2 separate regions of the Mus musculus genome follow, and region 1 is linked to region 2. The links are chromatin loops, found by intact Hi-C in ENCODE. Cell type or tissue: left cerebral cortex. All regions are shown on one strand. Links, peaks and the distances in the headings refer to the core of each region. The heading gives the core; the rest is flanking DNA.

The links. Hi-C counts contacts between places; a loop is a spot of excess contacts. Peaks named below come from ENCODE experiments on the same cell type or tissue, not always from the same donor. Only the 100,000 strongest peaks of a DNase experiment are listed, where the experiment ranks them.
Region 1: a loop joins it to region 2, with 2.3 times the contacts of the local background. A loop is called at or near these places in 4 of 42 quality-filtered maps.

The regions. Positions count from the first base shown.
Region 1 is chr8:126,901,291-126,917,116 of GRCm38, forward strand. It overlaps Gm31718 (a long non-coding RNA gene), which reads right to left and starts at 7,080. Exons shown (of 8, transcript XR_879375.3): 1 at 6,745-7,080. In left cerebral cortex, for the core only: CTCF peaks have their summits at 4,330 (motif pointing left), 6,402 and 7,624; DNase peaks (open chromatin) are centred at 6,269 and 7,665; H3K27ac peaks cover 481 bases.
Region 2 is chr8:126,730,047-126,745,872 of GRCm38, forward strand. No RefSeq gene overlaps it. Among named protein-coding and RNA genes, the nearest start is that of Gm31603, 8.2 kb to the left of the region's middle. In left cerebral cortex, for the core only: a CTCF peak has its summit at 6,797; DNase peaks (open chromatin) are centred at 3,390, 3,854, 5,564, 6,100 and 1 more place; H3K27ac peaks cover 1,953 bases.

The sequences.
Region 1 (15,826 bases), core at 2,848-10,847, 170 kb after region 2:
CAATTTCCTCTTTTTCCTCTTCTTGTGGCAGCTGACTGACCCTGCTGGCTTTCTATCTATAATTCTTTTTTTTAAAAGATTTATTTATTATTATATGTAAGTACACTGTAGCTGTCTTCAGACACACCAAAAGAGGGCATCCGATCTCATTATGGATGGTTGTGAGCCATCATGTGGTTGCTGGGATTTGAACTCAGGACCTCTGGAAGAGCAGTCAGTGCTGAGCCATCTCTCCAGCCCCTCTATCTATAATTCTAACAATTTTTTCAAGTTTTCTTTTGAATCCATCTTAAATTTCTTTATCTGTGAGACAAGAGAAGGAGCCTGAGTTCCAATCTGGTTGCCTTCTGGAAGTGGGGTCATCTGTGAAGGGAAGGGAATTGGGGCTGCAAAGAGTGTACAGCAACAGCAGAGACAGGCAGGTGAGGCTACACAGCCCTGCCTCAGGTCTGAGGTCATGGCCTCTGTTCCCAGGCTGCCCAAGGTCTGAGAGTTCCCTAGATGTTTGTCCACCTGTTTGAGTAACAGAGCCCTGTCTTGTCCCCATAAAGAAAGGGCTGTAGTCCACACAGTGATATGCAAATGGTGTTTACCCAGGTGGGGCACCTTGTGAGACAGGCTCTGGCAGAGTCCTACACTTAAGGTCACTTTATGCCAATGTTCTACTTCTTCTCTGGGCTTTAAAGGGAACCTCTGGGTCTAACCACAGTACGATGAACATACACAGAATTAGTTGGAAGAAGGGAAGAGGAGATGTGAGGGTAAGAGGAAGAGAGACAGAGAATGAAGTAGCTCTGAGTACAATGTCTGTCTAGCTCACACAATAGAATAAATACACACAACAGAGTAAAAAGAAAAAAGTCCTGGGCTTGCTACAACTGGCCAGACGAAATCTTCCTCTGAGGTAGTGGTCCTTAATCTTCCTAAAGCTGCGACCCTTTAATGCAGTTCCTCATGTTGTGGTGACCCCCAACCATGAAATTATTTCATTGCTACTTCATAACTGTAATTCTGCTGCTGTTATGAACCGTAATGTAAATATCTGATATCTTATTTGTGACCCCTGTTTAAAGGGTCATTTGACACCCCTCGGGGAGTCACAACCCACAGGTCGAGAACCACTGCTCTCAAGACTGGAGATGTGGCTGAGCGACTTGAAGAGAACCAACCAGCATTAGATTCCTAGCAATCACATCAGGACGCTCACAGACACCTATAACTCCGGCTCCAAAGAATCCAACATTTCTCCAAGGCACCTGCACTCACATGCGCACACACACACACACACACACACACACACACACACACACATACACACACTTTAATAAAGATAATTTTTTAAAATAAACCTTTCACTAAGTCATTTTAATGCAAACTATTATGATGCTAGCATTAGTTTGTAAGAAGCATACTTGTATTTTTTTATTTGCTTATTTAGTTTTGATTTTTCAGTATTGGAGATTGAATACAGGGTCTTGCATAGGACAGGCAAGCATTCTATTACTGAGCTACATCTTTCTAGATTTTCTAAAATTCAAATTTCGACACAGGGTCTCACCGAGTCAGCCAGACAGAACACAACTGTTACAAATCTGTATGAGTTGCTGAGATTACAGGTGTATACATCAGGCCCAGTGCCGAGCCTTGCACCTAGGCATAACCTGTCTGACAGAAGGCCCTTGGTGCTTCATACTTGTATACTAAGTACTTCCTATTGATTGATTGGTGGCCAGCTGCATGAAGACACACTTCCTTTTGGAAGGAGACTGAGCAGCTCCGGGTGCTCACATTGCTTAGAAAGCTGTCAGTACAGTGATGGTCCAGGCTACTTAGTTCTCAGCACTGCCCTATGCTTGCTTCTTATAAACTCCATTTGCTTTACGCCCCTGGACTTAGCAGAACACCTGCTTTGGAAAGGGTTTGGTGATAATTGAGGTGGGAGGTAGACGGATAGGTAAAAGAGTAAAGTTCACCCTGGATAAAGAAAGGCTTGGGAGCAAAGGTTACAACCAACAGAGGAAGCACCTAGGGGTGCGCATTCACAGGAGGGAGGCCAGCCTTTGAACCACCTGAATATGCAAAATACAAACACGTATCAGCAAAGGAATTTGGCACCAAACATGTGACATATCTCATGACCTGTTTATAGGGATTGTTCTGGAAAATGAGAAAGACTCGGGTGTCAGCAATGACTAACCTTGTCAGCTGAAGAGAGGAAAAGTTAACCCCCCATCTGGCTTCGGGGCAAAGTCAGACCAGCATCCAGGACAAGTTCCGTGGAGGCTGGCAGCTGTGTGGGATCCTTTTTTTTTTTTTTTTTTTTTTCTTTTTTTTGCTGAGTGCCTAGTGCTACACTATTCCATTCGCAGCACAGCTAGTGACCACAAGAACTCAAGGAGCTGTCATGCCACCAGCTGTGCTGTGACTAACAGCTACCTGGGGGGTCCTGATACTCTGTATCCCAAAACTTCTCCCACAACCACCCAGCAGCTGCCGACCAGTGTACTGGGCCAAACTAGAACTCACTCCAAAGCCCCAGGTAGGAGCATGTCCTACCTGAGACATCACCGAAACAACAGTCCAGTAGGAAGGAACATAGATCAATTGCCTTTGACCATGACCAATGGACACAGTGTTTTAGACAGTGTGGCTTGTGTGTCCGTGTTCATGTGTGTGTGTGTACACCTAGGTGTATGCCCATCGAGGCTAGTGATCAGCCTTGGAAGACAAAATGCTGATTCTCATGCTTTTGTGACAAACACTCAGCCGCCCGTGACTGGACTACCTCCGCAGACCTTGGTTTGCTTTTCTAAACAGTGTGTGTACACACAGGGCTCTACTGTTTGCACATACACACATCACACAGCTGCACATGGCTGAAAGCAAGCATGCCGGTAAGATCGAGGAGAGCCCCAGGGTCCCAACGGTCGGCTGGGTTGGCTACACAAGCTCAGCAGATCACATCTCCTTCAGCAAAATGAAACTCAAGGGATCAGTGTGAGGATATGACATGGCCAATTATCAGAGTCTTCCAGCCACATACAGGGAAATATAAGAGTTCCCAGGATCCTGCCTGGTGTGCCTCTTTGGCTGTTATCAGCTGTAAGAAGTTCCTGAAGACCAAGTTCCTTTGGATGTACCTGAGCTATTCCAAGGCTAACTTCAGCACACTTACTGAGCATCCACCACGTGTGATGGAGTGCACCAGAAACTGTTCTGTACCAAGGTAGGTCTTGCCTTCGGATGTTTGTCATGCACAGTATGAGAGGATCACACATAGCAGCCTCTAGCCCCAGAGTGCTCTCATTTACCAACACTCATTCCCACCCATAGTGTGAAGCTACCTCATGGGAAAGCCCCAGAAGTAAACAACTAAGGCACATAAGGTGATGTCCCTACTCTCCAGGACACCACACTTAGGTTGTGAATTATCCCCTTGTTTGGGACATGCTGGGTTTGCTACCCGCCCATCATCCAGCACCCAGTTCTGCAATCACACAGATGGTCTTGATATTGAAACGCTTAAATATTCAGGAAAAAATGAGAGTCTGTCATAGGCACGTATGTACGAGGTGTGTGTGTGTGGTGTAGATAACGTTCAGTACAATCAAAACTCAGGAAAACATAGCAGGCGAATTGTGGCTCTGTCTTTCTGCCCCATTACAAACACCATTACAAACACAGGAGCCAGCACAGCTTCTCCACAGAGAAGCAGCCCCCACCACGTGCAGCCAAGCAAAAATCCTTTTAGAGACAGACTTTTGAGGTCATTTTGAGGACTTTGATAATGCTTAGAAATTTCAAGCCTAGAAGATCAAAAGGCAAAAAGACATAAACACATCCAGGATTTTAAAGACTCGGGTATTGGTTAGGCAGTGGTGGTGCATGCCTTTAATCCCAGCACTCAGAAGACAGAGGCAAGTGGCCAGCCTGACCTTCAGAGTGAGTCCTAGGGCAGACAGAGAGAGAAACCCTGTCTCAAAAAAAAAAAAAAAAAAAAGAAAGAAAGAAAGAAAAAAAAAACAAAAATAAAACAAAACAAACAAAAAGGGCTCAGGAATCAAAGTGCTCACCTGACCAACTGGAGAGTTACAGAAATGTCAGTTGGCAGGTTAAATCCAAGGTGATGGATGTGCTGATGTGCTTTTAGTCCATTACTCCACAGGAACAAGGTTCTTAAGGAGACACAAGGTGGGGCTGGACAGATGGCTTAGCTGTCAGGTGCACTTGCTGCACTCACAAAGGACTCAAGTTCCTTACTGTTCACAACTATCTGCAACTCCAGTTTCCAGGGATACGATACCCTCTCCTGGCCACCGTGAGTAATGCATACACAGAGTGCACATACATGTAGACAAATGTAACATGTAAAACTAAAAAATAGGGGCTGGAGAGATGGCTCAGCAGTTGAGATCACTGACTGCTCTTCCGGAGATCCTGAGTTCAAATCCCAGAAACCACATGGTGGCTCACAACCACCTGTAATGGGATCTGATGCCCTCTTCTGGTGTGTCTAAAGACACCTACAATGTACTTACATATAATAATAAATAAATCAGAAGAAGAAGAAGAAGAAGAAGAAGAAGAAGAAGAAGAAGAAGAAGAAGAAGAAGGTGGAGGAGGGGGGAGGGGGAGGAGGAGGAGGAGGGAGAGGAGGAGGAGGGAGAGGAGGAGGGAGAGGAGGAGGGAGAAGAGGAAGAGGAGGAGGAGGAGGAGGAGGAGAAGGAGGAGGAGGAGGAGGAGGAGGAGGAGGAGGAGGAGGAGGAGGAGGAGGAGGAGGAGAAGGAGAAGGAGAAGGAGAAGGAGAAGGAGAAGGAGAAGGAGAAGGAGAAGGAGAAGGAGAAGGAGAAGGAGAAGGAGAAGGAGAAGGAGAAGGAGAAGGAGAAGAAGGTGGTACCAGGTATACAGGCAGTGTACTTAGGTAATCTTGGGAGAGATCAGCAAAAGCCCCAAGATTACACATGACAGACTCCAGCCTGCAGAGGAGTTCTGGAAGTCCTTCCAACATACACAGCACTCACAAAGAAAGCCTGCTGCATGCAAACTTGGGAGAGTCAGGTGTTACGTAAATCACCTGAAAAGGGTCAGGGGTAATATGGCCCCACATATTCTGGGTTCTTCCCTCAGCTCACCATCTCACACCCATTCTTTCCTTCCTTCCTCCCTCCCTTCCTTCCTCCCTCCCTTCCTTCCTCCCTCCCTTCCTTCCTTTCTCCCTTCCTTCCTCCCTCCCTTCATCGTCCCTTTCTCCCTTCTTTCCTTTCTTCCTTCCCTTCTTCCTCCCTCCCTTCCTTCCCTTCTACTCATTTATTTTAGTTTTTTGAAGCAAGGTCTATCTGTGTAACCAATCAGCTAGCCTGGAACTCATTATGTAGAGCAGGCTGGTCTTGAACTCACTACCTGTTTTTACCTTTTTTTCTTTAAACAACAACAACAACCAAAAAAACTTAAGATTTATTTGTTTTATGTGCATGGGTGCTTTGCCTGCATGCACAGGCATGCAGTGCCCACAGAAGCCAGAAAGGGGCATCAGTTAGCCTAAAGTTACAGATGGTTGGGTGCTGCCATGTGTGTGCTGGGACTCAAACCCTGGTCCTCTAATGAGCAGCCAGTGCTCTTAACCACTGAGCCCTCCTCTCTCCTGCCCTGTTTTTCTTTTTCTCATAAGCTTTCTCTATTTCTGTCTCTAATCGTGTGTCCCTGGTGCAATCCTTTGCTCTTGGACACACAAGCCTGGGACACACTGGGTCCCTCTGAGCTCAGGTCCGTGGCTCAGCACTCATATGCTTCCCTCCACACTCTGTACCTCCCTCCTGCTCCTCTGATCGCCATGCCTAAATGCAAAGGCCTGACTTGTTCTCTGTCTCCCCTCTTCACTGGCCAAGCTGGTGTTTTCAAGTATGCTTCTCCTCTCTCTCTCTCTCTCTCTCTCCCTCCCTCCCTCCCTCTCTCTCTAACTTTAATAAATTTGTTCTGAGTACATCTTCAAATCCTTTTTTTAAATTTTTATCATATTTTCAAATTTTCCTTATGTGTGTGCATACATAATGTGGGCCCACATGTGGCGATTAGAAGACGGCTTTCCGGAATTGGTTCTCTCCTTTTACCACTTGGGCCTCAGAGGTTGGACTCAGGCCACCAGGCTTGGAAATAAGAACCTTTACCCACTGGGTTGCCTTGCCAACCTCATAGTCTCTTCTAGGAACTCCAAAGAGAGACCTGCATGTCACTTGGCACCAGTGATAAACTGGTCACTGAGAGCCAAGACTAGCCCTTCAAGCCTTTGGGTTTCCATTAAAATGCATGAATACGAGGCCATACTTCTGTGGACTGAAAAACAAGGGTGCTTGGAGAGCTTCAGAGGAGACAGCATCTCTATGCAGCCTCAGATTCTGCCGATAGGGGTCTCAGAAATCACAGCCTCTTAGCAGAGTAGCCCAAGGCTGTGGGAAGGGAAGGAAGAAGAAAGTGTGGGGAACACAATCCTGACACCCTTGGAGGATGAAGTTGTGCGGACCAGAAGCCAAAAGGGCAGGAGGTGTCCTGAGAGCCAAAGCCGGGAGTTCTTTGTCCAGCCTCTTGGTCCTGATTCTATTCTAATGCAGAAGGCAATCCCTGCACCTTAAAGTCGAGGAAAACACCTGGACAAAAGGGAAGCTGTCCCATGCAGAAAGCACACTTGCCCCAACAAGCTGCTCACTGGAGCATCTGACAGGGAAGGGCCAGGAGCCCAAGCTGACTTACCACAGTCCCCAGGCTGTTGCAGGGCCCAGAGTACCTCCCGGCTCTGAGTCAGGGAGTGAGCATGCTCCACCTCTACCAAAACAAGCCACTCTTTTCTCATTCCCACGCTCCTGGGTCGGGAAGCAGGTGTGGCGCCGTGCAGCAGGTTGACATCAGTGCAAAACACATTCCTGGCTCCTCCATTTCTACGACACGTGCAGTTTCTGAGGCTGAGTTACTCCCGACCTTTTGGCCGGTCCTGTTTACTCATCCACCAATCCCACTCCTTTACCAGACAGCACTGTAGCCCTCAAGAGGCACCTCCTGTTCAAGCCCAGAAGGAGTCTGTAAGACACCAGGAAGTCCACCCTATAAGAGTTTCAGGCACTTTGTGAGAGGACCCTTACATGGCATCCACTCACGTGTGGTCTGGGCCTCCTGGTCTACCCCAGCAGTTTCCTGGCACCCACACATAGATCCATTCATCCAAAGGATAGATAGATAGATAGATAGATAGATAGATAGATAGATAGATAGATAGATAAAAGATGATCTCTGTCCTCAGGATGTGAACCTACAACCTAAATCAGGCAAGATTTTGTCCCTCGCAGAACTTGCCTCTCTGCGAGAAGAAACATTAGAAGCAAGCAATAGAATCTACACATCCAATCACATTAGTGCACCATTGAGGACACACAGCAAGAACGGGGTCAGGGGAAGCTGACAGACATGAATGATGTACAGATCCCAGGAATAGCTCAGGGCTGATGCTGAGAGCCCAAGGGGCAGTCATGATGGAAGGCCTGGTTTGCAGGTGGGAAGTGCTGTCTTAGCCCATTGAACACAGTATACACTTGCCCAAGTGTGGGCAACAGTTAGCCTCTAGGAGTCGCCCATGAGGGTTCTCCCTCTGAGCCCTAGCACGTGGGTGCGCGGCTCCTGTGTGTGGTGACAGAAGCATGAGACAGCTTGCTCACATCTTGGGAAATCAGGAAGTAGAGAACTGGATAGAAGGCACGGCCAGCCTGCAACCTTCAGTCCAGCCTCTTCGGTCCAATTAGCAGCAACCTACATCTGCTAGTCCCTAGGTCCCAAAGGTCTCATAAAAACAGCACTACCAGTTAGAGACCAAGTGTGTAAATTCATGAACCTGGGGGCAGTTCACATGCAAACTGTAACAGCAAGCCTGCCAGGCTAGAAAGAGAAGCCATGCCTGCGGACTCTCTAGAAGCTTGGTGTTAACCTGTTCCCCTCAAGTAACCTTCACAGTGTCCAGGAGCCCTCAGCCAATGGTCTCCAGGCAGCTCCTGTGGACTGGGTCTCTTTCCTGAGGAAGGCTTACAGCAGCACAGTCAGGTTCCTTCACTCTGGTTCCTGACCCGGCCACCTTGCACATTCTTCTTCCTAGAAGTGTCCCTGCTCCCTGCCGCATGGGACAAGCGCCAGACCACATTGAGTTTTGGACTCAGAAGTAGGTACCTCCCTTCCCTCTCAAGTGTCACTGTTCCCCGTGCTTCCTAAGATGACAAATGACCTTGATTCCCACTGGTGAAGTAATGGCTTTCAGTCTCAACCCTCTCACCCATTAGTCACGTCGCAACGTGGCTCTGCGAGCACAGAGCTGGTTCCCAGGAGCTCAGAGGGTTGCAGCACCTCCAGCTTACCAAACTCCTGTCCAGGTGCCTGGAACCACTCTGGCCCGCTGCCACCGAAGGCCTGACAGCTGAGGCCTGGGAAAGCCTGCAGGCAGAAGCTAAGAGCTGTCCCCACACTGTGTGACTCTGACTTACCCTCTGTTCACTCCTGCATCGAGTGGAGTCATTGCCAATAATAGCAGAAGGTGCAAGGAGATTCTGCCTGCCTGCCTGCCTGTCTGTCTCTGTGTCTCTCTCTGTCTCTGTGTGTCTGTCTGTCTCTCTGTGTCTATATGTCTGTATGTATGTCTGTCTATCTGTCTGTCTGTCTGCCTGCCTGCCTGCCTGCCCCTCTCTCTGTGTGTCTGTCTCTTTCTCTAGCAGGAGGTACTAGGACACTCTCTCTCTCTCTCTGTCTCTCTGTATTTCTCTCTGCCTCTCTGTGTGTCTGTCTCTCTGTCTCTCTCTCTCTCTCTCTGTCTCTGTCTGTCTGTCTCTGTGTCTGTCTCTCTCTGTGTCTGTCTCTGTCTCTCTAGCAGGAGATGCTAGGACACTCTGTCTATCTGTCTCTCTGTGTCTGTCTCTCTCTGTGTCTGTCTATCTCTGTCTCCTTCTGTGTGTCTGTCTCTCTCTGTGTCTGTCTATCTCTGTCTCCTTCTGTGTGTCTGTCTGTCTCTGCCTGTCTCTCTCTAGCAGGAGTACTAGGAGTCTGTCTCTCTCCATATCGCTCCCTGTCTCTCTCTTTGTCTCTCTCGCTGTCTTTCTCTCTCCTCTCTCTCTGTCTCTCTCTGTCTCTCTCTCTCTCCCTGTCTCTCTCTGTCTCTCTCTGTCTCTCTCTCTCTCTCTCATGCATGCGCATGCGCGCATTCACTGGGGATGGATCCCAGAGCCCTGCACATTCCTGGCAAGCATGAGACCACTGAGCAGCACCCCAAGCCTTATGAGGTGCAGAGTGAAGGAAATGGAATATGGTCATGGAAGCCATCCCTATTCACGGGAATGGATCCGCTCTGTGGAAAGATTGGTCATAAGAAGGGAACCTCTGAGCCTTTATCCACAATGGCCACCTGCTAACAGCATTGTCAGTCTGTCAGTAAGCAAACCTCTCCATCCAACACTACAGCTTTCCACTGAGTCACTGGGAAATCACTGCACATGTGCACACACATGACACATGAGTTCATCTCCTGCCCCCACATAATGGCCTGGAGGAGCAGAGCTGAAATTCATGCTGTGAATTAGCTCTGAGCTGGCCCTCCAAGGAGATGGTGCAGGTTAGCCCTGATGGTGCAGGTTAGCCCTGAGGTGGGCCTTTTCTGATGCACTTCTTCTTTAGACACTCTCCCATGTAGCCTAGGCTGGCCTCAAAATTTGTGAGCCTCCTGCCTCAGCCTCTCAATTGCTACAATTACGGGTGTGTTGTATGTCACCCTGCTGCTTCTGAAACACTACACAATACAGGATGCCACTTGTGTGGTCAAAAGAGAGCCTCTTGGGTCAGCCAGCTGCTGTTTACCCTCAGGCACACATTCTTCTTTCAGACTCTTTTCAGAAGAAATTGCTTGTGTGTGGTGGGGTGCACATGCCTGGGGGGGGGGGAAGGAGGGGTGTGCACATGCCTCTATGTGGGGGGCATGCAAGTGCATACAGTGTCTTGGATGTGTGTGTACATGTGCATATATGAAAGCTAAGAGACAGTTTTGAGGGTCAATCCTCAAGCACTATCTACATTTTTGTTTGTTTGCTTGCTGGTTATTTTTTTTTTTTTTTTTTTTTTTTTTTTTGAGACAGGACCTCTCACTGGCCTGGAAGTGACCAAGTAAAAGAGGCTGGCTAGCCAGTGAGCTCCAGGAAATCCACCTGCCCCTGCCCATTCCAGCAATGGGATTGTAAGTATGCACATCACTACACCCAGCTTTTATTGCATGGGTTCTGGGGAATAAAACCCAGTCCATTTTACTTGCAAGGTAAGCACTGCACTGACTGAGCCTTAGCTCCAGCTCCAAGTGAGCTTCTTTGTCTCCTCTTACGTATTCTCACCCCTCCCCAAATCTTTTCAATCTCCATTTACAGGCCAACCTTCCAGCCCAAGTAAATCCTCCAAACTCATTCCTTCTCCTCTTCCTCATGGCCATGCCCATGAGCAAAGCTTACTAGTGCTACCTCCCAGCAAAGCCTGATGCTCACATCACCTCCATCCTCCCTGTCCATCCTCCATCCTCCCCGGTCCTTCCTCCATCCTCCCCCGTCCTTCCTCCATCCTCCCTGTCCATCCTCCATCCTCTCCAGTCCATCCTCCATCCTCCCTGTCCATCCTCCACCCTCCCTGGTCCTTCCTCTATCCTCCCCAGTCCTTCCTCCATCCTCCCTGTCCATCCTCCATCCTCCCCGGTCCTTCCTCCATCCTCCCTGTCCTTCCTCCATCCTCCCTGTCCATCCTCCATCCTCCCCAGTCCATCCTCCATCCTCCCTGTCCATCCTCCATCCTCCCTGTCCATCCTCCATCCTCCCCAGTCCATCCTCCACCCTCCCTGTCCATCCTCCATCCTCCCTGTCCTTCCTCCATCCTCCCCAGTCCATCCTCCATCCTCCCTGTCCATCCTCCATCCTCCCTGGTCCTTGCAGTCACAATCCTACATACCCGTGACACCAGGTTCTCCCTGCTTTACCAGGGCTCTTCTCACAGCCCTCAGGCCATCTCTCACTGCCATCTAAGAGCGGTGATCGCCTCCCTGGCCTTTGGGCAGGCTACTTCCTTTCCTTCTCAGAATTTCTGCACCTGCTGTTGTTCTTTCCCAGGTCTGGCTAACCTCATCCATCTCTGAGCCTCTGTCTGAAGTTATTCCTTTCTCCCTTCCCTCTGCTCCCTGTGTGACAGAGCCATGCCTATGTGTGTGAGCGCAGACTGTATGCAAGCGTAGGGTGTGTGAGTGGGGTGTATGTGTATGGTGTGCACATGTGTTGGGGTGCCTGTGATCATTCATTTGTGCAGAAACCACAGGAGGACACTTGGTGTCCTGTTCTGTTGCTCTTCATCTTCCTCTCCCGAGACAGGCAACCTGCCTACAAACTCAAGAAATCCTTCTGCCTCAGCTTTCCACAACAACAAGGTTATAGCCACACACAATCACCCTTGGCTTTTTATGTGGGTATGTGGGACTCGAACTCTGGCCCTCATACACAGTAGCTTTCTCACCCACTGAGCCATCTCTCCAGGCCAGTCTTTTCCATTTTTATCATCCTTATGGTGTGTACTACTCTCCACTGGGTCTCCAGTGAGCACTGTAGTGGCAAGGCCATACATGGCCCACTCACCAGTATGTTCCCTGTGCCTGGAATCATTCCTGAGACAGGATGAGGCCCTCAAAACATCTCTGTTAACCCCCAGGAGCTTCAAACAAACCAAGGAGGACAGGGTACCCTGACGTCACCAGTAGCCTATGATAGCACTGAGGGCTAAAGGGCCCAGAAAGATCTTCTGAGGCCTCCTGGTGTAGAGAGAGACTCTGTGTCTCTCTCGCCCCTAGCCTCCTTCCCCATACACCCTGTCTACACTTCAGCAACTGATGAGTGGTTCCCATTCACACTGTTCTCCCTACAGGAACTGGTGACTGGGCACAGTTGGCCCCAGCCCTCTGCACTCCAGAGCCTTGGGCGGGACAGTGCCTTCTCCCTCCCTTGGCCTCCCCACCAGGCCAGGCAAGCTTTCCAATTTCCCCATCTGAAAGACAGGGACAAAGACTGTCTTGTCTCCCCACCTACTTCTCACGGTGTGAGGAAACAACTGCTTGCTTGGAAAACACTTTGAGCAACTTGGGGAAAGGTGCTCAAGGCTCGGATGACGCCTGCTGCATTTGATCCAGGCCAGAGAAGGCCAGGCCAGCCAGCCCTATGGTTACCACTGCCTGCCCCCAGGGAGGTGCAACGGCTTCTCCCGTGTAGCCAAGCCCACTGGCTGGGCTCTCATCCCAGAATCTGGCCATGGGCTGTGCATGCGTTCACACTCTCCACAGAAAGCATGTTCTCCACAGCTGGACAGTGATCTCCAAATAACCAGCCTTGCTTTGAATCAGAGAGAGGAGCTGCAGGCTGAGTGACCCACCAGTGCCCCTCACACGCATGAGGACCTACAGTTGCATGCCAGGCTCCCCAGCAGGGATCTGGCAACGAAGGCAGTTGGTCTTGGCTGCCAGCCTGGGACAGACAGATCTGACCCTGCAGGTACATAGGAGCCCCTCACAGTGTCATGGCTCAGAGCCAGCAGTAATAGCAGTGGTCGCCTCTTTATTACGTCAACCATACCCTGGCCCTAAGGGAAGCTGGCCTCAGCCTGAACCACACATCTCCCGGGGCTATTTGGCACTGCCAAAGTCAAGAACATTGGGAGAACTGAGTCTCAGGCAGCTGTGAGGGCTGAAAGGCACACCTGTCCCTTGGTTCTTGGGACTGCTTCAAAATAAAAGTCACAGCCGGGCGGTGGTGGCAAACGCCTTTAATCCCAGCACTTGGGAGGCAGAGCGGATTTCTGAGTTCGAGGCCAGCCTGGTCTACAAAGTGAGTTCCAGGACAGCCAGGGCTATACAGAGAAACCCTGTCTCGAAAAACCAAAAAAAAAAAAAAAAAAAAAAAAAAAAGCCAAAATAAAAGTCACTCCTGAAGGCTGGTGTGGACACGTGGTCAGCAAACAGCAAAAACAGATCAGCGTGTATTTCATCTGAACTTCAGGATAGGAATCGCTGGTAATCAGTCAGCCTCTTACTAATTATATTTACTGTCAAACGAAAAGGGGAGGGGGTCTTCTGAAGATGGTTCAGGAAAACATCCTTCATTGTGATGACAGTAAAGGAATGTCTCCTGGGGGAGTCTGTGGCACTATCACTACCTGGCAGAGGTGCAGACAGCCACTGGTAAATGCTGGCCCCTTGTCCCTGCAAATTGGTGCCTGAGACGCATCAATAGAAAGTGTCCCCCTCCCCCAACAGAGAGAACAGACTGGCCTCAGAGTTGGGTATTGTGTCCAGCACGGGGGTGGTGGCCAGCCTCTGCTGTCATCAAAGGAAATGTTCTCGGCCCCTGTCCTGCCAGACATGTTATTAATAACAATCCCTCAAAATGTCACAAGTCACACACAAACACCTAGAAGCCCCAAATAGCCAACCACATGCTGACAAATGTGTCTGTCTCCTTGCAGGTGGACTGGGCTCTCACACACGTGAGGATGCATATCTGTCACTGTCTGAGTGTTCAGTGCCCACAGCTGTCTCCGGGCCCCCACTGCCTCTTCCTATGGCCTATGCCTCTCCTACACGTCCACCAGGAGGGCCATCCTGAGCCCACCATACAGAATGAGCCTCTCCATCGGAAGGCAGTCACAGGTCTTTTGTTTTGTCTCTTTCAGGAAGGCATCTCTGACTTGGAAAAGGAAGAGGAGGGAATTTAAAAAATTCTAGTTCATTTCCTGAGTCTTTCCAAATTGTCAGAAGCTGTGCCCAGAGGACAGAGAGGTCTCAGGCAGACCATGCGTGCCGAATGGAAATAAGTGCCTGTCCCCCAATGCCCTCTCTGTTTGAGCCATCTGCTGGAAAAGCTGACTTAGCAATCTGACAGCGCTGAGGGACTCAGACAGCAGTGGCTGTCCCTTCTCACCCAACCCCACCCCATCCTTTAAAAAAAAAACGTTATTGTTGTTTTTTGAGATGGGGCCTTGCTATATATAACCCAGGCAAGTCTTTAACTCCCACTGTGGTCCAGGGTGGCCTCAAATGTCTGCTCTAGCCTGCTGCCTCAGCCTCCAGAGTGCTGGATTCTGGATGGGAACCACACACACGGCACGAAGAAAGATTTTTTTAAGATGTACTTGTTTGTTTATTTGTGTGAGTACACTGTCTGTCCCTGTCTTCAGACACACCAGAAGAGGGCATCAGATCCCATTATAAATGGTTGTGAGCCACCATGTAGTTGCTGGGAATTGAACTCAGGAATCCTACTACCCACTACTACCTGCTACTCAGAAAGAATTGTCTCCAAAAGTCTATATGATGGAGCATGCATGATGGAGCATACATATATGATAGAGCACACATATATGATGGAGCATACATATATGATAGAACATATATGATAGAACATACATATATGATGGAGCATGCATAGATGATGGAGCATACATAGATGATGGAGCATGCATAGATGATGGAGCATGCATAGATGATGGAGCAAACACATGATGGAGCATATATATATAATGGAGCATACATATATGATGGAGCATACATATGATGGAGTATAGATGATGGAGCATACATATATGAAGGAGCATGCATAGATGATAGAGCATACACTTGGTATTTTTTGTTGTTGCTTCATTTTTTAAAATATTTTTTATTATTACGTATTTTCCTCAATTACATTTAGAATGCTATCCCAAAAGTCCTCCATACCCCCCCCCCACTTCCCTACCCACCCATTCCCATTTTTTTTGGCCCTGGCATTCCCCTGTACTGGGGCATATAAAGTTTGCGTGTCCAATGGGCCTCTCTTTCCAGTGATGGCCAACTAGGCCATCTTTTGATACATATGCAGCTAGAGTCAAGAGCTCCGGAGTACTGGTTAGTTCATAATGTTGTTGCACCTACAGGGTTGCAGATCTCTTTAGCTCCTTGGATACTTTCTCTAGCTCCTCCATTGGGTGCGCTGTGCTCCATCCAATAGCTGACTGTGAGCATCTACTTATGTGTTTGCTAGGCCCCGGCCTAGTCTCACAAGAGACATCTATATCAGGGTCCTTTCAGCAAAATTGTTGTTGCTTCATATGTGTATGTATGTGGCGTATATGGGCATATTCGTGTGGGCATGTGGACATATTCATGCACATGCATGAAGAGCCAGAAGTTGGTGCCCAGTGTCTTCCTCTATCACTCTGCACAGTTTTGGTTCTGTAACAAAGCTCATCAGTTCAGCTAGAACGGCATCCACCCCAGGCATCTCCCTTCCCCTGCTTCCTCCTCAGCCTCCATGCTGGGATCACAAATCTACACAGTCCTAATAGTGCCACTCCCTGAGCCAAACATATACAAACCATCACAGTCACCTTAGGTGCAGGCAGCTCAGCATCTCGGGGGCTGATTCTGGGACTGGACTTACTAGAGCTGCCTTTAATCCTGGGTCTCACACAACTATCTACAAACACACACAGCGTTTGGAGCAACCATCCCAGTTCCAGCTCTGTGGACAGAGATGACTCCGGTCCACAGTGTCCCCCTCCCTCTGGGAATGGCCAGCCATGGAGAATAACAGGAGAGAGGAGAGAGAGAGATGGTGGGGCCATCCTCCATACCAATGGCTGACTATGCTGCAGGCACCTTGCTGGGCTTTGGGTTTTTATGGCTGGTCCTAAGCTCAGGCATTAGAAATGTCAATCAGCTGTGTTCTTCACTTTGATTGTCATTGAAACTGCCAGAGGAGATCAC
Region 2 (15,826 bases), core at 3,044-11,043:
AGACTTTCACATGGGTGCGGACATTAGTCTTCATGCTTGCAGAACACCACTTTACCTGCTGATCCAGCTCCCCAGTCCCTCCATCCCTCCTCCTCCTCCTCCTCCTCCCTTCCTTCTCTAATTTCCATTTCTTCACCTCCATCTCTCTCCCCTCCCCCTCTTCTTCCTCTTTTATGCACAGTCTCCTACCTACACAGCTCTGTGGAGAAATTGCTACAGGTTTTCATATGGCAGAGCCACCCCTTCATAAGGGACAGTGCCTAATAGCTGGGGTCTCCACAGAGTGGACAGCGGGCTGTAGGTCAGCTCTCAGGGCAGCATATATGTGGTGGTAATGGTGGTGGGGAATCAAGCCTTGGCTGCAGCTCCTACCAGTTTCTGTGGCACAAACTCTCCCACCATGGCCCCCTTCCAAGCTAACAGCCATTCACAGGCTTTGAAGTCACGTACAGGGTTAATGAGTCAGCTGTGAGAGAAGGCTTCAAGAGGCTGAACCATCTCTCTCTAGTTCACTGCCTCAGCAGGCATGGCCTCCCAGTTCAAAGAAGAGACTCCCTTCTGGAAACTCAGGGAAAAACCTAGACATCTTTTATGATTCGGCACATGATCAAATCTCTGGATATGCTAACCTCAAAGTTGAGTCTCCTACACAAGGGAGCTCCTCCACTGGCCTTGAAGATCAGCCTGTCAAGACATTTGGAAGAGTAGAGTGGGAGAGTCGATGGGGAGCCAGTGTCTGTGGCTCTGATGATAATTGGCTCAGTGACTTCAGGCAGGTTGTCTAATGACTGTGGGCCTCAGTCTACACATCCTCAAGATGAGGAATAGGTGACCTGCAGTACTCAGGGACCAGGAAGTCAGCTGGCTGCAGACTGGGCCTATCACCATGATTTCTGGAGAGCAGGCTCCAGGCTGGGCACTAGTGCAGAGAAACTGGTCACTGTGACAGATACATCTCTACTGAGCAGGAGTCATTCCTCAGGTTAGCTCTTCTCCCTATACCACAACTCTGCTAAAAGTCACTGGAACAGAAGAAAGGGAGGACAGGGACATTTCCAGGAAAGCTATGAGGATCAGTGGGTGGGCCTGGGTAATTCAGACCCCACAAGGAATTAAAATGGCTACCAGAGCTGTTTCGGTGTCTCCGTTTATTCACCACATGGGAGGCTCCTGTGTTCAACGGCTGTCGAATCTATGCCTAGCAAAGGTGCTGAAGAACTTCCTTGAGAGTCCCCCAGTGTCCTTCTAACACAGTTCTGTGACTTTGGGAAAGCGGGGTATGTCTGTTACTTCAGACCATGTAGCTGCAAGAGACCACAAAGAGAGTCTTCACCCAAGATGGTAGAGGTACCTTGCAGGCAAACCCCTGCCTTTGCACATTTCCCCCACTCCCTGTCCTACAGACACACACACACACCTGCACACTTTATTTTATGGTGTGTCTTCTTTCTATTGGGACACAGAGGCCAGGCAGAGTGCCAGAGATATTTAACTGCTGGGGCAGGGGAGCTGGTTCTATAGGAGAAGAGCTTGCTGTACCCGAATTCAGATTCACAACAAAGTGCAGCATGCCAGTGTGCCTCTGATCCCCAAGGTGTGGGGCAGAGGCGGGTCTATCCCAGGGGCTCCATGGCAGGTGAGCCTAATCTAGCCCAGCTTAGGTGAGAGACTGCTGCCTCAAAAATAAGATGGAGAAGCAATTGAGAAAAAAGAAAGACACATGACGTGCGGACACCTGATCTCCATGTGCACATGGAAGCACACCTGTATATACATGTGCACACACATACCACACACCACACAACAACAGCAATACAATTTTAGATGCCACACAACAAAGTTTTTCTTCCTTCTTTCCTCCCTCCCTCCCTCTCTCCCTCCCTCTCTCCCTCCCTCCCTCCCTCCCTCCCTCTGTCTTTTCCTCCCTCCCTCCATTGCTTCCTCCACCCCTTCTTTCCTTCTTTGAGTCTATCCTCCCTCCTCCCCTTCCTTCTCCAGTACTTTTTGGCACACGGAAGAAGTATGAGGGGTTGACACATGAACTACTGAGGTGCCTCTGTTCATGCCCTTGGCACCTTGTTTGGATAAATAGACCTTTTTAAAGTCAAGGTGTTCTGATTTCTTTTTAAGTAAAGCAGTATGAAAATATCCCCCAAACAGAAAAGCATACTGAAGGTAACCATACAAAGCACAATTTAAGTTGAGAAAATAATCCAGACCCAAGGAGTTCCAAAGAGAAGCTTAGTTTCCATGGGACTTTATCAAGATCTGGGGCTCTGGGAGGTGGCTGGCAGGGAACACAACTGGCATGGGGCACATGTTCAGTGTACGCATCCTCTGACATCCACCATCTGTCCCCACAGGCCACAATTCCAGTTTGCTTCCTGTTTCCAGTCCTCCCAGCAACACATCTTAAAGACATTTAGTTTCCATCTCCCACCTCAAAAAGCACAGATTTACAAGTGTGTCTTCCCAGAGAAATGGAGCCAAGACCCACAGGAAGGAACAAATGGACCCCACTGGGAATTTTCCATCACGGTTGCTGTATTTTTTTTTAATTCCCAAGATAAATGGGATTTTACTTATAGGACTTGGGGCTCCATTATTTGTCAGATACTTTTAGCTGCTGCCAAGGAAACAAGTAAATTGGTTGTGCACCTGGCCAGCTGATGCAGCCTCAGAAGTCACTTGACCTCATGAAAAGGCCCTAGTTTTTCTCTCCGTTAGCACACATTCTGTCTCTTCTTCCTGGCTGCATTTGTGTGTGTGTGTGTGTGTGTGTGTGTGTGTGTATTTGTGTGTGTTGTGTGCTTGAGTTTGTGTGCATGTTTGTGTACATATGTGTGTGTGCATGTGTGTGTGTCTGTGTATTTGTGTGTGTGTGTTTGTATGTATATTGTGTGCTTGAGTTTGTGTGCATGTTTGTGTACATATGTGTGTGTGTGTGTGTGTGTGTGTGTGTGTGTGTGTGTGTGTGTGTGTGTGTATAGAGGCTGTAAGCAAAGTTAGGGATGTCTGGTCACTCACTGTTTTGCAATCATCCTCCAGAAAGGGGTCCCTTCTCTGGGAAAGGACCTCTGCTAAGGGAAGACATTAATTTATGACCCTGTGTCCAAGGCACAAACAAACAAACAAACAAAACAAAACAAAAACAAAACACCCCAGTGCATTACAACACATATTTTAATATTTTTGCATATGTGTGCACATCAAAGGATCAGCCCCTCAGAGGCAGCCGGAGCACACAGACGCCTCTATTTCTTCCTTCAAAAGAGGGGAGCGAGCAGAGAGAACAGGGTTCTGGAGGAGAGCATGTCTGCAGCTCCTTTCCCGAGAATGAATCACAGCCCTCAGGCTAAACCAGCAGGTGCCGTGAAATCTGGCTGACGGGTCAAGCTCAAGGTGATGTGCCTGCTGAGCCTTCTCTCTGTTCAGCTAAGCTCCCATCACACTGTTGGTGCCGCTTGGGTAAGTAATTATGACTAAGCGTGTAAGCAGAAGGGTCTGCCCACTGTAATTACTCCCCAACAAGTCCCTGCAGAGCCTGGGAGTTCCCCCAGAGGCCTGTTTGGGCCATTTCTGGAGAGGGTAGGTCAAGGTGGGTCTCCTGGATAATGTCAGAACCCGAATCAGAACCCAATGCAACTGACTGTATGGGCATTCTGGCAGGAAGACTCGAGTTAAAGCTCTGGGGTTTCTAAACCATTAAAAACCCAGTTGGAATGTTCAGATGCATCTGTAAATGTCTCAAAGTAAACAAAGCTCTGTCCCTCCAGAGCAATCATGTGCGTGTGCTTCCATTCACACAGAGTGGATGTGCACAGGTGTGGAGCCACAGGTCATCTGCAGGTACCACCTGTGACCAGCCTGGGTGCTTGACCAGCACGCCCTAGGGAACCCTCCCTTCCCCACTCTTCCTGCTCTGGAGTTACCGAAGCCCACACTCTGCCAGGTTCTGGGGTTGAATTCAGGTCTTCATGCTCACATGGCAAACGTCTTATGACTGAGCCGTCTCCTTGGCTCTCAGTCCTTTCCCACAGAAATATAACATGAGCCATGTGTGTTCAGTAAGATTTTTCTAGAAGCTGTACTAGAAAAAGAAACATGCGAGGTTAGGTTTAATGATATGCACAGCCCAACAGACCTCAAATATAGGATTTCATCATTCAAGCAGTTATTTTATTTGTATTTGAGATATTTTCCACACTTATTGTGTGTGTGTGTGTGTGTGTGTGTGTGTGTGTACTTTCAAGTCTTCAAGGTCTGTGTGGGTATCCCACACAGACTGATTGGGATTCTGATGATGAGTTCCACAGGCCAAGTGTGTGAGACACGGTGTCGTTCCCTTCATACGGGTTGAAGAGTGTCCCAGAGAGTGAATCTGTGCTATGGGGAATTTGTTTTGATTTAACGTTCCTGGCTGGATGCTAAAGTTCCTGGTGTGCACCTATAATACTAGCTCAAGAGCCAGAGACGGGAAAATGAGCAAGTTCGATGTGAAGAAGGACTATATGGAGAGCTGTTGCCCAGCCCCCAGCCCCCCAAAATATTTGCTTATTATAAAGGAAATTTTTCCAAAAAAATATTTCCAATTCTTGCCTTACACATATTTATATACAGGGCATGCTTGTCACTCCATGTGTGTGGAGGTCAGAAAACAGCTTGTAGGAGGTGAGTCTATCCTTTGACCTTGGAGTTCTGGGGACCAAAGTCAGCTCATTGGCCTTGACAGCAAATGGCTTTACTCCCTAGCCATCTCAACACCCCACCTCACCCCATCCCACCCCTGATTGTTTTTAAGTAGTACCAAGCAGGCGCTCCCTACAGCAACCAAAATATCCTGACTCAGGTTAATAATTTATTGCCTCCCACAGTGGAAACATAAATAAGACCAGCTTCTAGTCCTATTTGGGTTTGCTCTGGCCTGTGGGTCATTCACCCATGTGTGGTGAGCGTACATGTAGTCCTGTATGCTCCACTCTGGATACTGCCCTCGACAACAGACTATCCTGGTGACAGCCAAGTGGACAAAACCTTTTGTGGTTGTGTGGATGAGGATGCTTCCTATATGGGGGCACTAACCCTGGGCTCTGAAGAGCAGCCAGAAGCCACGGAGAAAGCAGGGAGGGAGCATGCCCAGTGGGAAGAGAAGCCTATAGCTGCCAGCAAGCAGGGAGACCTGGGGGATGGGGTGGGGTGGGGTTAGAACCAGCCCTCAGCAGGCCACATGCCTGGAAGAAACCACACTACTGTGGAGACAGTTGTCAGGCAGTGCTGTCCGACTGAAATATGACACCCATCACATAGATGGCATTTTCTAGTAGCCATGTTTATAAAGGTCAAAACGCACAGGTGCAATTTATTTTTAGATCATATTTTACTGGAACACACTTCCTCTGGAATATTATTGCTTGAACAGGTGAGACCGCTCACTTTTTTTTTTTTCTAAAGGAACTCTTCGAAATCCACCCTGCGGCTGGCACAGTTGTCCAGCTCCATTTGGTGCGGCTGTGATTCAACTGCTCTGAGTCACGTGGGCTCGAGGCTGCCACGTCTGGCTGCACAAGCCCATATGTGGTTGTACGTCATGAATAGTAACCTCTCCTCCAGCTCAGGGTCCAAAAGAGAGGTCAGGCCAACGGGAAGGGAAGGGGCTAAAGATCCACAAAGGAGGTAAAGCCTCCCACCTCCTCCAAGAGAGAGCAGATTGGGCAACCCGGCTCTCTAACCAGGGCAGGACAGGAGATGGAGACAGCGGTCCCCTTCCCCCACAGTCCCAAGGGTGTCAGTGTGAATAGTGTAACCAAGAAACAGAGCCCTGAGGAACATTTGCTAAATTCTGCCAAGTGCCTGGACACCAGATCACAAGGCTGACCCAGAAAAGAGCAATTGTACCTGCAGGGGAGGCAGGGCAGGCGAGGCCACCCCGGGTCAGCAGGCGCCTCCCACACTGCCAGGGAGGCGTGCCGGTGGTGGCCTAATGTGGAAATGTTTGAATGTGGGGCAGCGAGGCACTTGGGCTGGCTGGAGTCAGCCAGGGTGACAGGAACCAGTCATGCTGGGGCGGGACGATGGAGAAAGCTTGCCAAGACCCCGACAACATCTTTCCTAATAAGTCTGGCAGGCTCCAGGCCTTGGTCCCCCTCTGAACGACCTCTCCCTTCCACTCCGGTCTTCTCCAAGGAGGAAGGAGAGCGAGCCAAACAGAGCAGGAATTTGGACCCAGGCCTGGCTTTCCCCTCACGGGGCTCTGCAGCTACTCCAGTGCAGAGTGGATGAAGGCCTTTTCCCACAATGCTCCTCTGGACACTTGACTGCGCTGGCCACACTCCATCTGCAACCTGGGCACAACCTGGGCTCAACTGTTGCAGCCCCGTGCCAGGAGAGACCCTTATGGAAACACCCCTCCTCTCTCCCCTCCTCTTCCTCCTTCAGCTCCCTGGGCAGAAGCCTCCACCTCATTTTAGGAGGCCCCTCCCTGCAGTGGGAGCCTGGAGCCACCCTGCTGGCTGTGGATCCTGGCTGCTGGGCCTGCTTGCTCAGGAGAGGTTTGCTAAGTCGGATGTCCCAGCCCCACTCAAAGGACAGGCACAATGACAACATGTGTGTTTGGGTCGGGACACTTTGAACTATGATTCCCAGAAAGAACAGCTTGTACAGCCACTCCGAGTCTCCCAGCAACAAAGAATGTACCGTAGATTAGGCCTGGCTTGCAAAACATTTTTTTTTTTAAAGAGGCACAGCCCAGTCCTTTTATAGGGTCCTGGAACAACGGTGGCTGAGTTAAAAAGCACAGAACAGCAGCGTCACCCACTGTCAATACTTCGTGACCTCCCTCGGCTCATCAGTTCTCCTAAGGTTGGCTTTTTCCCCGAGTCTCTAGACCCGGGTGTTGGTGAAGGTCAGCTGCAAATGGATGAGACCTTTAGGAGGAGGTGACCAAGAATAATTTGCTCAAAGTCTGTAGATGATTAATTAATGTGCTTCTGTTAAGCATAGTTAATCTTTACTCGGAACAGTCGCTGATAAGGGAGAGCTTGGGGGAAAAATGAGTACGTTAACCATTAATCCTGGGAAACACCATAAAAATTAGGATGGAAAACCGTGGATCTGGGAGAGGAATTAGGAGGCTAGAGGGGTCAGCCAGAGGAACCTGACCATGCAAGGAGGTGCACAGAAAGCTGGATGGGAGACCTTAAAGTTCATGCATGCTCAGAGCTGGGGACATGCATTTGTGTTTATATGCTCGTGTGTGTGTGTGTGTGTGTGTGTGTGTGTGTGTGTGTGTGTGTGTATGTGTGTATGTGTGTATGTTTGTGTATATGTGTGTGTACATGTGTGTGTGTGTGTGTGTGTGTGCATGTGTGTATATGTGCATTGTGGTATATGTGTGTATATATGTGTATGTGCATTGTGTATATGTGTATGTGCATTGTGTATATTTGTGTGCATGTGTGTATATGTGTATGTGTGGTGTATGTGTTGATGTTGTTGATGACTGTGTTTGTTTTCCTTTCTTTCTCTTAGTTCCATTACATTGTATAAAAACACTGTGAAAAACAGCATCGCAAGCATGGCACATTGCAAGAAAACCTGATTTTAGTGGCCCTTTTCATTCTAATTTCCCACAGCTAAGACCAGGACTCATTCATTCCCTTGTAGGTATTATTCTCTGGTTCCTCTGGAGAGCAGGGGGAGCCCAGGCTAGAGGAAGCCACTACTAGCAGATGACACCTTGGGGCCACTCCGCTGTATCTGTACACACCCTGTCTCCTGCCAGGCTCCAGAGCTACCCCTCCTTCAGGTTCTCATTTCTGTCCTAGAGAAATTTCTCAGCACCCAACAGCTTCCTGCAGCAAGTCCAAGAGTCAGGACCAACACTCCTGCCTGTCATAGACAGCCCCCAGACTCCACCAGGGTGTTTCTCTGCTAGCATGGTTGCCACAGAGTCTCTGCAGGTCAGAGACAAACCCTTACTGAAACCATTACACATATGGGGCACATTCTGTGTGCAAAACAATGTGAAGAGCTTCCTGGTCATGGAGGCTGGGTCCCATTCCTGGGGGTCTTTGGGGAAGAGGAAGAAGCTTGTGATAGGCACTTGAAATGTAACAGAAACAAGGAATTTCAAAACCAAGAGAACTACTGCACCCCTGAATGGCTGAGGTGGTTCACAGCAAAGCTCTGTGGTATCAGAAACTGGCTCTGAGGTCAGATTTGGGCTTTGCCAGGGTCTAAGTCATCCAAGGTGACCTTGAACTCACTCTATAGCCCAGGTGCATCTTGAAGTTTCAGACCTCCTGCCTCAACCTCCTAGGTAGCTAGGGAGGGCACCATCAGGCCCAGATGCAACAACTGTCTTGTTGCAGCTTAGGAAGCAGGCTGGAGATGGAGAACTGAGACAGGAGCACATTGACAAGATCCCGATGTGAGAAATCAAAAGCCTGAGACAGGAGAGTGTCCACGGGGAAGGAGAATGAGAACAGACAGAGGCCACCATAAGCTCAAAATCTTGCTTGTGGTGACCCAATGGCAGAAGATACTGCCAAGCAGAAGAGGGTAGATCTCTAGGGGGACTGTTAGTGATGCCCCAAAGGGCTCTAGGCTGCCAACTGCAACTCTCCAGTATTCTAGAAATGAGATTCCTGGAGGTGAGACATACAGTGGCCTTGTCCAGGTGGAATCTCCTACCTCCCAAAGTGTTTGTAAGTTTCTCAAGCCCAGGATGTGGCCTTGAATTCCCTGGTCCTACAGATGGATCACACAGTAGGTTTTGTGGAACAGCACTGAATGCCTGAGATCAAGCACGAGAACTTGAGGACAGCTCCTGTTGGTGTAGGCAACGCCTTTCTTGTCTTTACATGGGGTCATAAGGTTCTTGTTTTGAGTGGAAGTGGGGAGTGGGGATCAGAAAAAGCAACAAGCCTGCTGCCGTGAAACTCCCATTTCTGTAAATTAAACCCAAGCAGTAACTCTTCTAACAGGACACCATGGGTTCTAGTTTTTAAAGTAAAGAAAGAACCATCATTAGAAATGAGCCTATGCCCCACTTCTGTTTCTTGAGATGACAGAGTTCCCCCATCCTTCCCTGCCTTCCAAGGCTGGAATCAGAGACAAGAGAACGGTGGAGCTGACACTCTCAGGGCAGCAGGCCCACATGTAGAGTCAGGTGTCCCCTCAAAGCAGGGGAATGGGGCCCCATGCCACTGTACTCTGCTCTGACTTGCTGGTCAGCCAATAAGGCCTCTTCCAACTTCCAGCTTCTTGCTTCCTGTGGCTTTGGGTGATGGTACTGGGAAAGGATTGTGGTGGGATCCAGCTTTGTATCTAGGAGAAGAGTGAGGGAAATTGGGTAAGGTGGTGCGTGCCTGTAATCTCTTGGGAGATACATGCAGGATGGATGGAAGTTCAAGGCCATTTTTAGCTACCTATTGAGTTCAAAGCCAACCAGGACCACCTGAGACCCTTTTGTTCAAAAAAAGCAAAATTAAAAAGGTTTGAGGGTATATACAGAAGAAGCTGAAGCTAATCTGGGATAGCTACATAGTGAACCTACACCCCAGGCCTAGGAGAAGCTGAAGCTAATCTATGCAAGCTACATAGTGAGCCCATGCCAGTCTGGGCCATAATGAGATTATGTCTCAAATGGCAAAAAAGGGGATCAGGAAACAAAGGAAGGAAGAGAGGGTAAAGGAAAAGGAAAGACAAACCACAAACAAAAAACAAACAAAGCATAGGTTGGTATTTCAGACCATATTCATTGCCAGTTTTAACTCAATCATGGCGCAAAGGTAGTCATTGGGAGGCTGATCCCAGCAGTTACAGGGTTCAGTATGACCTTCATTTGGCAGAAACGGCTGAGGTTCCCGCTGGGCACGTCTCCACCTCGGTTCTAAACACTTTCAGAGTCAAAGTGATACGCGGTTGTTACATGATGAGAACAAGAGGCGCGGGCATTAAAGTGGTTTTATGGCTCTGGCTTGGGTTTGTAAACTGAGCAAATAGAAAAATCTCAGGAATAAAAGGAGCAATAAAATAATCACATAATACTTTGAACTCTCCCTAAATAACCACCTTTATTTCAAGGCTCTCCGTATGTTTTACAGGCAGGTTTAGAACTGTAGGCTCGTCCCCCTTTTTATCAGTGGGGAAACTGAGTCACTGTGCAGTAAAGGTTAGAGAGCCCACAGGGTTTGTTTTGGGGTGGGGAGGAACTCTGGGAAAACCACTCTGTAACACTTTAGGGAAGGGTCAACTAGAGAGTGCCCAACCATGCCTCCTCCCTGAGTCTAACCATGATAGTGTTTCCACATAGCCTGAGCCACACCTGGGCTTCTAGATTAACAATGAGAATAGCAGACAGAATCTTCCAGACAGAACCTTCCAGGTCGTTCCTTTTTCTGGTGTGTGTGTGTGTGTTCCTTCCAATGCATTGGGGGGTGCATACACATATGTGCACATGGAGGTCAGAAGAAATCCTTAAGTGTTCTGGAGACCACCACCTCTTTTGGTTTGGTTTGGTTTGGTTTGGTTTTGAGACAGGGTCTTTCACTAGCTTGGATTGCACCAAGAAGGCTTGGGGAAGCCTGTCTTTGTCTCTTCAGGACTGGGAAAGCAGGTGTGAGCCACCACATGGGTGGCTTCTTTAACATGGGTTCTAAGGATTAAGCTCAAGTCCTTGAGGCAAGACAAGTACTTTACTAACTGTGTTTTCTAGCTCTTATCCTGACTGTCCAGCAGATTGTTGCCCTACACCTGTGGTAAAAGAAGGGCAAGCAATGCCTTGATCACCTTCACTGGAAGCAGCCTCAGGACCCAGACTTTCTCTGCAAGGGGTATCTTCTTCCAAGGTCTTTGTTGATCCAAGTCAACACTTTTTTTCTCAGAGGCTAAGCATGTCCATTTATCCCTTGATTCTTCATTTCAGCCATGTTGGGAAGGCTTCCTTGTTTCAGTTAGAGTCTAAGGAGCTGTTTTGAAGACAAACAGCTAAAGAACAAAACCATGAGATGGACCAGGTGGGTGTGCTAAAGTCAACGTGCAGGAGGGGCTGTGAATGTGATGGGGGCAATGTGAATGTGTTGTTTGTTCTTACTTGGGTTTCATCATTCAAAGTTTGAAAGCCAGCCTCTTGAATGCATTTGCATGTGGGAACAGCTCAGAGATGTCTCTGGCGTCATGCCACCAACCTCTTAGAACCGTGTACTTTGACTTGTGTGGCACTTGTGACTCCTTAAGATTGTCTGCACCCTCCTAGCTCAAAGGAAGCTTGGATAGCTGTTTCCCAGGTGCCACTGGCCCAGCCTAGCTCCATTCTATCACCTTCCTGAAGTTCAGTGATGCCTGGGGAAGGCCAATGGAGAGTGTCTGACCAAGGTGAATCCTATTGACGACCTACTGAGCTTCCTGGGCAAATCTTTAGTGACCCTGTTGGGTATCAGCACCCAGGACAATCTTAGAAGACACATAAAGAAGATGCAGAACCTTCATCAGCCTGGATCCCATTGGATGAATAGAGCCCCTCCCCCAGTGCCAGGGCACAAACACAGTGGCTAGACAAGACAATAGTGTTTGCTGCCATGGTAACTTCTGACACTGGCCAGGGATCTGAATCCAAGCAGAGGCTCAACATTTAACTACCTATAAAAATCACAGAACAGATCCAGTGGCCGTTAAGTGTCACAAAATGTGGCATTACCTTAACAGTTCGTAGAATGTATCTTCTCCAAGCTGAGAACACAAAGGCTTGTATGGCCCAAACACCCTATAGAATGAAAACCGAGGCACAGACGTTCCCCCAGTGTCTCCCTTATTAGCAGCCTGTGATGAGATCAGCTTCTGAAGTTGTCTTCCAGGATACTCAAGGTTGGGGGTGACAGCTAATACTGTCTTGAAGTGACCGCCGACTGACTGGTCTTGACTGCTTATACTGAGCACTCCAAAACCAAGTCAGCTTAGCTGGAAGGAGCATCAGCATCAACTCAACGGGTCTTCTCTGTCAAGTACACAGGTGTTGGGGGAGGGGTTTCTCCCTGAACTTGGTCCAGCATGTTCCATATATTTAGTGCATGTGAGGAAAGTCTCTCAGCCTCTGTTGGGATACTGTCTGGTTATCCAGTCTCCTCAGTCTCTTTACTGGCAAGGTTGAGCTAAATTCTCTAGGTGAGAACCCTGAAAATCTGCAATTTTGCCATTTCCCCCCCCCTGGGATGTCAATGCACACCCCCTTCGGGAATCATTCCAGGAGGTACTTGTGCAAAGTGACAGCGAGTATGAGGTCTGATCATAACCCCTGGGGCTGGTGGCTAGGATAAGTCACCTCGATTTAGTGTCTTGTATGCAAAGTAGGTGTTATCATAACACCCTATTCACAGGGAGGGTAGGGAGACTGGACCCAACAAGGCAGGACACAGTGAGCACTGGTGTGTGTGTGTGTGTGCGTGTGCATGTGTGTGTGTGTGTGTGTGTGTGTGTGTGTGTGTGCAGGTATGTGATGATATGACCTGTGAGAGGTCAGAGGACGACATCAGGTGCCAACCGAAACCTCTTCTACCCAGTATCTCTTTTTGACCAATGCATAGACTAGCATAGCTGTCTCATGAGTTTCTGAAGCTTTCTGGACAGATCTCCACTTCCCATCTCATGCTAGGAGCTGTGGTATTACAGAAGGGTGTGCTGCTATGTCACACTTTATGTGCACTCTGAGGATACAAATTCTAGTCTTCAAGCTTCCAATGAAAGTGCCTTACCAAAACTAGCCAATGAGCAACACTCCTCTGTGGCCTCTGCTTTAGATCCTGCCTCGAGTTTTCTGCCTTGGGTTCCTTTCCTGACTTTTCTCAGTGATAGGTTGTGATGTGGAAGTGTAAGCATAATAAGTCCCTTATTCACTACCTGCTCCTCCAAATGAAGTATTTTTCCCAGTGAGCGATCCCCTGGGCTTAATTACATCATCTTCTAGGTGCCCCCCAAGAAATGCTTCCTCAGAAGATACTGGCATAGGTACAAATGCTGTTCCCTAAGTGTCTGATACCCTGATCAAGACCACTCCTGCCCCAGCAGCGTGGAGGGCAACAGCAGGCAGGGCCTCTCTCTGTGCTGGCTGCTACAGGAGCTGGAGCTCTGCTTCAGCTCTAAGCTGGGGAAAGAACCTGGACTGGAGGCAACATGCTATGAGGGACCTGGAGGGAGATGGGGTGAAGCTTGTTGACGTTGACTTGGCCATAAAAGTGAAGCTACAGTGAATGGGATTGTAATGTCATGGTGATGAAGGCACATCCTCATGATGTGACCTGACAGGGATGCTGGAGAGCAATGTCCAAGACTTTAACCACTGTCCAGGCTTTCCAGCCGTTCTCACAAGTACTTGTCAGCTCCATGTCTGGCTCATCTCTCAGTCATAGGATTAAGGAAAGGGGGGAGGATTCCCCACCCCCGATGCCCCATCTGGCGACTACTTACTTACACACAAACCAACAGCTATCCTTACTCATGACTAACACCAGACAGAGGCGAGTTGAAATAGTCACTGTAAACTCACAAATCAACTCGGGACTTTCGGATAACGAGTAAGGAAGCAGAGCAGGCTGGGGCAGGCTGCTGCAACCACAGCCAAGGTCGTGTGCAGTGGTAACCTGGGAACGAGAGACCCCGATTCAGGCATCATCCTGTGTTCCCACAGCACCACAGCTAACCAGGGTAGCATGCCAAGATCTCCACTCCACCACCATCAGATCACTGGGTCCTTATACTGTTTCTTGTCAGTCACCCCACACCCAGAGTCCAGGGGCGGGGGGGGGACACCTTCCAGCCATTCTTGCATCCTATGCTTATCCTTTACCGTGACAGAGGCTAAGCGAGCAGTTAGCCTCTTCCATTTCCCTGTGAACCGAAGCACTCATGTAGGAAAGTCAGGGACTGCAGAGATGGCTAAGCAGTTAAGGGCACTTGCTGTTCTTCCAGAGGATCAGAGTTCAGTTCCCAGCACCCACATCTTATGACTGATAAGCACCTTTGATCTCAGCTCCAGGTGACCTGACACGCTCTTCTACCCTCTGGGCACCTGCACGGATCCACCCAGAGACCCACACAAACACATAAATAAAAGTAAATCATTTTTAAAAAGAAAAATAAGATATGGATAAGAATGCAGAGCGTTAACTGGACCTGGTTGTTCTGAGCTGTTCTACACAGAAAAGCTGAGCTCACAGTCTTTCTTCCCAACTGGCTCGGTTTTTTCAGGGGCCACTCCAACCAGACACCCGAAGCCATGCAGCCGAGTGAGGAGACCTGGAGGCATCTCTCTCAGCTGCTTCTTCAGAGTGGAGCCTTTGACCTTGGCCCATGGGCTCTTGGGAGCCAGAGGGCCTCAGTCAATCCCAAGGAACCAAGAGAAGGGTTTCCCACAGAACCCAGTGGCTCTGTAGGGATCTGGCCATAGGAGCCTGGCTGTGGCTGATCCAGCACATTCTATGGAACAGCTCACCTGCTGAGGAAGGAGTCTAGAAGTCTGAGCTCCAGCTCAGGCCCTGCCCCTGCCCCTGGCATGGCTTTGAGCAGATCTTTCAACTGTTGTGACTCAGTTTACTCACCTGCCAAATGGGGATAATCATGCAGATCTCAAAGGATTTTTGTAAGACTCTAATGAGTGTTTATAAAGTGCTTTGCAGGACTTTATGGTTATCTGAGCTGGGAAAGGATTTACAAATTATTCAGAAGTAAACAGTATTTAGAGTCTGGGTTTCCAACAGCCAACAGGTTCTCCCAAGTGTTTACAAGATGGTTGTAACAGGACACGCGGAAGTTCCACCCGCCTGTCCTGGTTCCCGTCACTGCCTCCATGACCTGCAGTGTGCGGGCTGAGGAGTCTGACAGAATGACTGGACTCGGACTGTAAACCAGATGCTCAACGTTTATTTAACATTTCTTCCAGGGGTCGGGAATGAAGAATCCAGGCATGGGGAATTGTTTTGAGAACCTGGTAAACTCCATCCCTCCCCAACTTCCCTTTCCCAGATTGATGTCTGCTGCATTCACTCTAAGGGGCCTGGTGTTGCATGAATAAGTAGCAAATTCTCCTGTACAAAGGAATGCACACTCCCCACAGGAGATCCAAGAAAAACACAGGAAAGACTTCATGTGCAAGGTGAACCCTCCTGCCAGGTGTCTCCTCACAGAAAAGGCACAAAAGCAACCAGTACCATTAGGTATGGTGGCTCACGCCCGTAACCCCAGAACTCAGGAGGCCAAAGCAAGAGAATGCTACAAGTTTGAGAGCAGGCTGGATCATGCAGAGTTTCCAGGCCAGCCAGGGCAGAGTGAGATCCTGTTTTAGGATAAAACAAAGAACAGACCAGCAGAACAAAACAGAGGACCAAGACTTGCTCATAAAGTGTTTGCCGTATAAACACAAAGACCTGGGTTGATTTCCAGAGCCCATTTTTGTTTGTTTGTTTTTGGTTTTTTTTGTTTGTTTGTTTTTAAAAAAAAAAAAGCCATGTGTGGGAGCCTTTGCTTGCAATCCCGGTGCTGGAGAAGCAGAGAAAGGAGGATTGCTGGGGCTTGCTTACAAGCCCACCTAGCCTACTTGTCGAGTTCCAAGCTAGTGAGGGATAAGCCAGTGCTCCTGAGTGTTTTGGACGACCTGGAGAAGGAGGAGAGAACCTTCCTGAAGCTTTAATATTAGGAGAGTCCACCTCTGGCCTTTAGTTGGTTCTGAGAAACAATTGCTGTTGGGGAAGGGGAAGCAGGGTGTGTCTGTGGACAGGAGTAGGGAAATCAGAACCCTGAACTTTTCTCCCAAATTGTCCCTCTGATGACCCATGTT